Linked DNA regions of Homo sapiens: region 2 is linked to region 1. A link is an interaction called in ENCODE POLR2A ChIA-PET data of the cell type or tissue named here. Cell type or tissue: MCF 10A. All regions are shown on one strand. Each heading gives the region's core, and the rest is flanking DNA. Links, peaks and the distances in the headings are about the cores only.

Evidence for each region. Peaks named below come from ENCODE experiments on the same cell type or tissue, not always from the same donor. Only the 100,000 strongest peaks of a DNase experiment are listed, where the experiment ranks them.
Region 2: POLR2A ChIA-PET joins it to region 1 with 39 read pairs; 25 of 35 experiments call an interaction of 5 or more read pairs at or near these places.

What each region holds. Positions count from the first base shown.
Region 1 is chr14:49,891,688-49,894,593 of GRCh38, forward strand. ARF6 (ARF GTPase 6) reads left to right here and starts at 1,395. Exons shown (of 2, transcript NM_001663.4): 1 at 1,395-1,470; 2 at 1,569-2,906. The coding sequence starts at 2,050. The coding sequence ends at 2,577. RefSeq lists enhancers at 955-1,054, 1,925-2,244, 2,275-2,324 and silencers at 1,145-1,534, 1,575-1,764. In MCF 10A, for the core only: no CTCF peak of the experiment used is centred there; DNase peaks (open chromatin) are centred at 794 and 1,274.
Region 2 is chr14:49,970,951-49,973,856 of GRCh38, forward strand. LOC105370485 (a long non-coding RNA gene) reads left to right here and starts at 689. Exons shown (of 4, transcript XR_007064159.1): 1 at 689-1,676. In MCF 10A, for the core only: no CTCF peak of the experiment used is centred there; DNase peaks (open chromatin) are centred at 941, 1,551 and 2,081.

The DNA of each region.
Region 1 (2,906 bases), core at 262-2,761:
GATACCCATTTCCTGTTTTTCTCCCCTTGATATTTGAAGGTTTCACGTTATTTTAAGTCTAATTTTATCATTAACCATTTGATACAAAAATGTGTCCTTGGCAGGGCGCAGTGGCTCACGCCTGTAATCCCAGCATTTTGGGGGGCCGAGGCGGGTGGATCACCTGAGGTCAGGACTTCGAGACCAGCCTGGCCAACATGGTGAAACCCCGTCTCTACTAAAAATACAAAAATTAGCCGGGCGTGGTGGTGGGCGACCTAATTCCAGCTGCTCCGGAGGCTAAGGCAGAACTGCTTGAACCCAGGATGAGGAGGCTGCAGTGAGCCGAGATTGTGCAACTGGACTCCAGCCTGGGCGACAGAGTGAGACCCCGTCTCAAGAAACAAACAAAAACCAAAAAACCAAAAATGTGCCCTGAAGTCTTCCACATTGTATTATTTAAGCCTCACGTGAGTTAGCAAGGTCAGTTTACACGAGATAAACTTAGTAAGGTTAAGTGCCCAGATCCAGGCCATACAAGCGGTCGTTCTATATTCTAAATTCTATGCTTCTTAAAGTTAAGAATGGGTAGTAGTTAAGAAGCTACTACTAACAGTATGAGATAAAATGATATTTTAAAGATGAACAGATGTCGCATTCTAAAAAGGTGAAAACGCGGCAAGGCACAGGAACTCTTCATAATACTGCAGTTTTTAAGAAACATGGGCTGGTCTTGACGAGACCTATAGGCAGACAGGGCTCAAACATTCAAAAGAGCTGCAGAGTAAACTCAACTCCGGGAAAGCGCTGCACTGACTGGCAGATTCCACACGAGACACTGGCCTCCCACGTGTCTTTCAGGAAACATACAAAATTCAAGGGATAAAGGAAGCCAAGAAGGGGTTGCGAAAAAGGGAAAAAAAAAAAAAACAAAAGCGAACAGAGCTTCCCTGGGACGTTCAGGGAGCGCGGAGGGTGCGGGAAGGCTGGGGCGGGCGGAGGGAATTCGCAGAGCATCTGGCGGGCACCGAGGTCTGGGAACAGGCCTGGAGGCAGCTCGGTTCGTGGAGAGAGCGGGCTGCCCGTGGGCCCCACCCTGTAGGGCCCCCCAGTAGATCTGCTCCCTTGGTTCGGGTGGGCAGGGGAGGGCAGAGCGCAAAAGAGAAAAGCAGGGAAGGAGACGCTAGAAGAGCCACGGGTAGGCGCGAGTCAGAGTCCGAGGTTCGAGGGCTCTGGGCCGGCCGCATCTGCGAGCCCTCCGAGGCGCCGTAGCCCCGCCCCTCCGGCGCGTGGCGCCCATGACGCTAGGCGCGCGGGCCGCTCTCCTTACAGAGGTCGCTCTTGTCCGAACGGTCGGCCTCTGCTGCGCCTGCGTGGTCGGGAGGGGAAGTGAGGCGGTTTCCTCGGCGCCTTTTCCGGCAGCGGCGGCGGCAGAACTGGGAGGAGGAGTTGGAGGCCGGAGGGAGCCCGCGCTCGGGGCGGCGGCTGGAGGTAACCCCTTGGGCCGAGCTGGAAAGGCGGGCCACCTCGGTCTTCGCTCCTTTGTGGAGCTCTGGCAGTAACTCCCCTCCCTCTCTGTTTCTCTGCAGGCAGCGCACCGAGTTCCCGCGAGGATCCATGACCTGACGGGGCCCCGGAGCCGCGCTGCCTCTCGGGTGTCCTGGGTCGGTGGGGAGCCCAGTGCTCGCAGGCCGGCGGGCGGGCCGGAGGGCTGCAGTCTCCCTCGCGGTGAGAGGAAGGCGGAGGAGCGGGAACCGCGGCGGCGCTCGCGCGGCGCCTGCGGGGGGAAGGGCAGTTCCGGGCCGGGCCGCGCCTCAGCAGGGCGGCGGCTCCCAGCGCAGTCTCAGGGCCCGGGTGGCGGCGGCGACTGGAGAAATCAAGTTGTGCGGTCGGTGATGCCCGAGTGAGCGGGGGGCCTGGGCCTCTGCCCTTAGGAGGCAACTCCCACGCAGGCCGCAAAGGCGCTCTCGCGGCCGAGAGGCTTCGTTTCGGTTTCGCGGCGGCGGCGGCGTTGTTGGCTGAGGGGACCCGGGACACCTGAATGCCCCCGGCCCCGGCTCCTCCGACGCGATGGGGAAGGTGCTATCCAAAATCTTCGGGAACAAGGAAATGCGGATCCTCATGTTGGGCCTGGACGCGGCCGGCAAGACAACAATCCTGTACAAGTTGAAGCTGGGCCAGTCGGTGACCACCATTCCCACTGTGGGTTTCAACGTGGAGACGGTGACTTACAAAAATGTCAAGTTCAACGTATGGGATGTGGGCGGCCAGGACAAGATCCGGCCGCTCTGGCGGCATTACTACACTGGGACCCAAGGTCTCATCTTCGTAGTGGACTGCGCCGACCGCGACCGCATCGATGAGGCTCGCCAGGAGCTGCACCGCATTATCAATGACCGGGAGATGAGGGACGCCATAATCCTCATCTTCGCCAACAAGCAGGACCTGCCCGATGCCATGAAACCCCACGAGATCCAGGAGAAACTGGGCCTGACCCGGATTCGGGACAGGAACTGGTATGTGCAGCCCTCCTGTGCCACCTCAGGGGACGGACTCTATGAGGGGCTCACATGGTTAACCTCTAACTACAAATCTTAATGAGCATTCTCCACCCATCCCCTGGAAGGAGAGAAATCAAAAACCCATTCATAGGATTATCGCCACCATCACCTCTTTCAATTGCCACTTTCTCTTCTTTTGAATTTGAACTCTGGAGTTACTGTTCTACAGTTTGGCGGGGACGGGGCTTGGGGGTTTTCTCTTTTGTTTGTTTCCCTTTCTTTTTCCTTTTTTTTTTTTTTTTTTTTTTGTTGGCTTTGCGTTAGGATGCTCTGATCTGACATTTGACATGAACACAAAGTTGCTAGATGCTCTTGTTGACTTCCAGCAGATGGGATGGGGGAAACACAGCAGTTCTTGGTAAAGTC
Region 2 (2,906 bases), core at 248-2,747, 79 kb after region 1:
GTGAGTGTGTGTCTATGTGTGTACACACACATGCATGTGCAGGACACAGGGATTGTCTGCGTGGGCATGTTTTACAGTCCAGCTGTTTGTACCTTCAGGGAGGCAGTGATTAAAGAGCAGTGTATGGCAGGTTTTCTTTGATTTCAAGAATCACATATTTGGTTTTGTAGTTAGTGTCTTTGGAGAAGAGTGATGGAGACTCTTGCATAGAAGTGCAACTGATTGCTTAGGTGCAGTGGTTTTGCCTTTCTTAAGAACTCCGCCTCAAAAATATGGAGATAATTTACTTAGAAGAAGGCAATGTGCCGCTTTTTGGAGAAGCAGGTGTACCTGACCTTGCCCTGGGGGAAGTGAAGACCTGAGTTTGAGGAAGTCAAGCTTGAGGCTGTCAGAAGCAGTTATTTATATCTGAGTGATGTGTATGAAAGCCAAAGCCTTTCATTCCACCACCGTCACGGAACTAGTTTAGAGAAGAGGAAGGGCGTGCATTTTGCCTTGTTAAATATCTACTGCACTAAGAACTTCTGGTGTGGTTCAGATTTCTGGTAATCTGTACCCAGGCTCTATTGTCTAAAAAGGAGTGCTTAGACACTCTTCTTTCAACCTACTTTGTGGATAAAACAGCTCACTTCCAGTTGATTGATAGACTGTCAACTGATTGTTGCTTCCTTTCACCAGATGCCCCTCGTGTGGGCAGCCTCGTGTGTGTGTGGTGGTGGGGGTTGTGGTAGGGACCTTGCAATATCTCTAAGCTCAAAATAAGGACATTGGACTCTAAAAACTACCAAAAACCATACATCGGAAACTCTTGGGTTCATCATGATAATAAATGAAGTCTCACATAACTAGCTTTCATTTTTATGCCTCTTGAGTTCTCAGGTTTCCCCACCCCCCCCCACCAGGCTCTTTTGATTATGGGAAATGAGTGTGTTTTGGGACAAACATGTCAGGATTATGAGGGAGAAACTTGGCAGGGGAGCAAACTGTGCAATATGCTTGACAAGACTTGAGAAACAATACATCTCAGATTTTTTCAGATAGTTCTCAATTTCTGGTTCAGAAATATGGCCCAGAAGCTACAGAAAGGGAAGCACCACTGCAGCTCCACGGAGGGTCACTGCCTCTTAGACTTCACTAAGGAGCCAACAGGGGCCATTTATGCCCAGAAAGCTGAGGTGTCTGCAGGAGGGGAACTTACTCCTGCTTCCACCAGGAGTACATGGAAATTGAAAAGAGAGAATTTATGTTTTTTTGCCTTAAATGAGAAAAACAGAAGGTAGATCTCCCAAGGCAGAACATCTGTAATGATAGAGCAGTAAGGAATATGAGGAGGGAAACATGAGCATGTTTGCATAAACATTTAGATTTTTCTGGGCTTGCCCAATCCCAGTCTTTTGGAGTCTGTCTTTTATGAGGGCAACCGTGGTTTAAGAGTGAGCAAATGTTAGTTCATGTAATTAAAACCCGTTGAATTGAACAGGAAACATTCACGGGAAATCTGCAGGTGTCTGCAAGCAAGAGTGACGCTAGAAGGATCTTAGTATGCCAGCTCCCTCTTCCTCAAGGGTAGTGTCCCTGGAATGAAGCCACCAGCAACAGGAGAGGAAACAGATGGGGTTGTAGAAAGTAGGAGCAGCAAAAGCTTCTGAACTTAGTAATAAGCTGCTTGCCCCGGGGTGAGTATAAAAGGCATCTGGGGTATTTGCTTTTTTGTTTATTGGAGGAAGAAAGGTGTCTCGCAACATTTCTCTCTCTCCCCTTCCTCTCTCTCTCAAATTTATTCAGGATATGAAATTTCTAAGGCTACTGCCATCTTAGGGTTTGAATCTCTTTTCAGCTTCATTCACACATATTAAAGAGAGACAGTTCCAGTATGACTTAAGAAAGAAAAGCCAGGCTGATTTCCAAGATGCAGTGTTGTGCCACGGATGAGTTTTCTTCCTGGAGTGAGCTATTTGAGTTTCATTTTTCTTACCACCTTTTAGCCTCTTCATTCCAAGGCCTGGACACTTCAGGCAGAGAAGCCCTCATCCTGGGTGTCGGGGTGGGAGGTGTTCTCATCATGAATGGGAGGCGTACCCAGATCCAGCTCTGCCTTTTTTTAACCAAACCAGAGTGTAAACAAATGGCTGTGTGACTCACCATAATCGACATAGCAAGATATGATACATGCCAGGAGAGAAAAAGAAAGTGCTGATGGAAAAATAATCTCATTAGGGAGATTTGTTTGTGGTGATTTATTTTATTTTATGTTATTTTATTTTTTTGAGATGGAGTATCCCTCTGTCATCCAGGCTGGAGTGCAGTGGCGCGATTTCCACCTCCAAGATTCAAGTGATTCTCCAGCCTCTGCCTCCCAAGTAGCTGGGATTCTTGGAGCCCACCAACACACCTGGCCAAGTTTTGTATTTTCAGTAGAGATGAGGGTCTCATGATGTTGGCCAGGCTGGTCTCAAACTCCTGACCTCAAGTGATCTGCCTGCCTTGACCTCCCTAAGTGCTGGGATTACAGGAGTGAGCCACCACGCCTGGTCTGTGGTGACATTTGAAATGAATCTGAAAAATGAGTAGAACATTAACAGATGGAAAAGACCGTCACTGTATTATTACAGTATTAATGCTCAGTAATATCTGTATCTAACAATACCATGGAGCTTTTGTGGGGCCTGGTCTTAGAATATGCTTTTGCTGGCAGGTGCACCTCGATTATCCTTTGGAGACCACCTTACTCTTTGTTTTTGTTTTTGTTTTTGAGATGAAGCCTCACTCTTGTTGCCCAGGCTGGAGTGCAATGGCGTGATCTCGACTCACGGCAACCTCCGCCTCTCGGGTTCAAGTGATTCTCCTGCCTCGGCTTCCCGAGTAGCTGGGATTACAGGCGCCCGCCACCATGCCCAGCTAATATT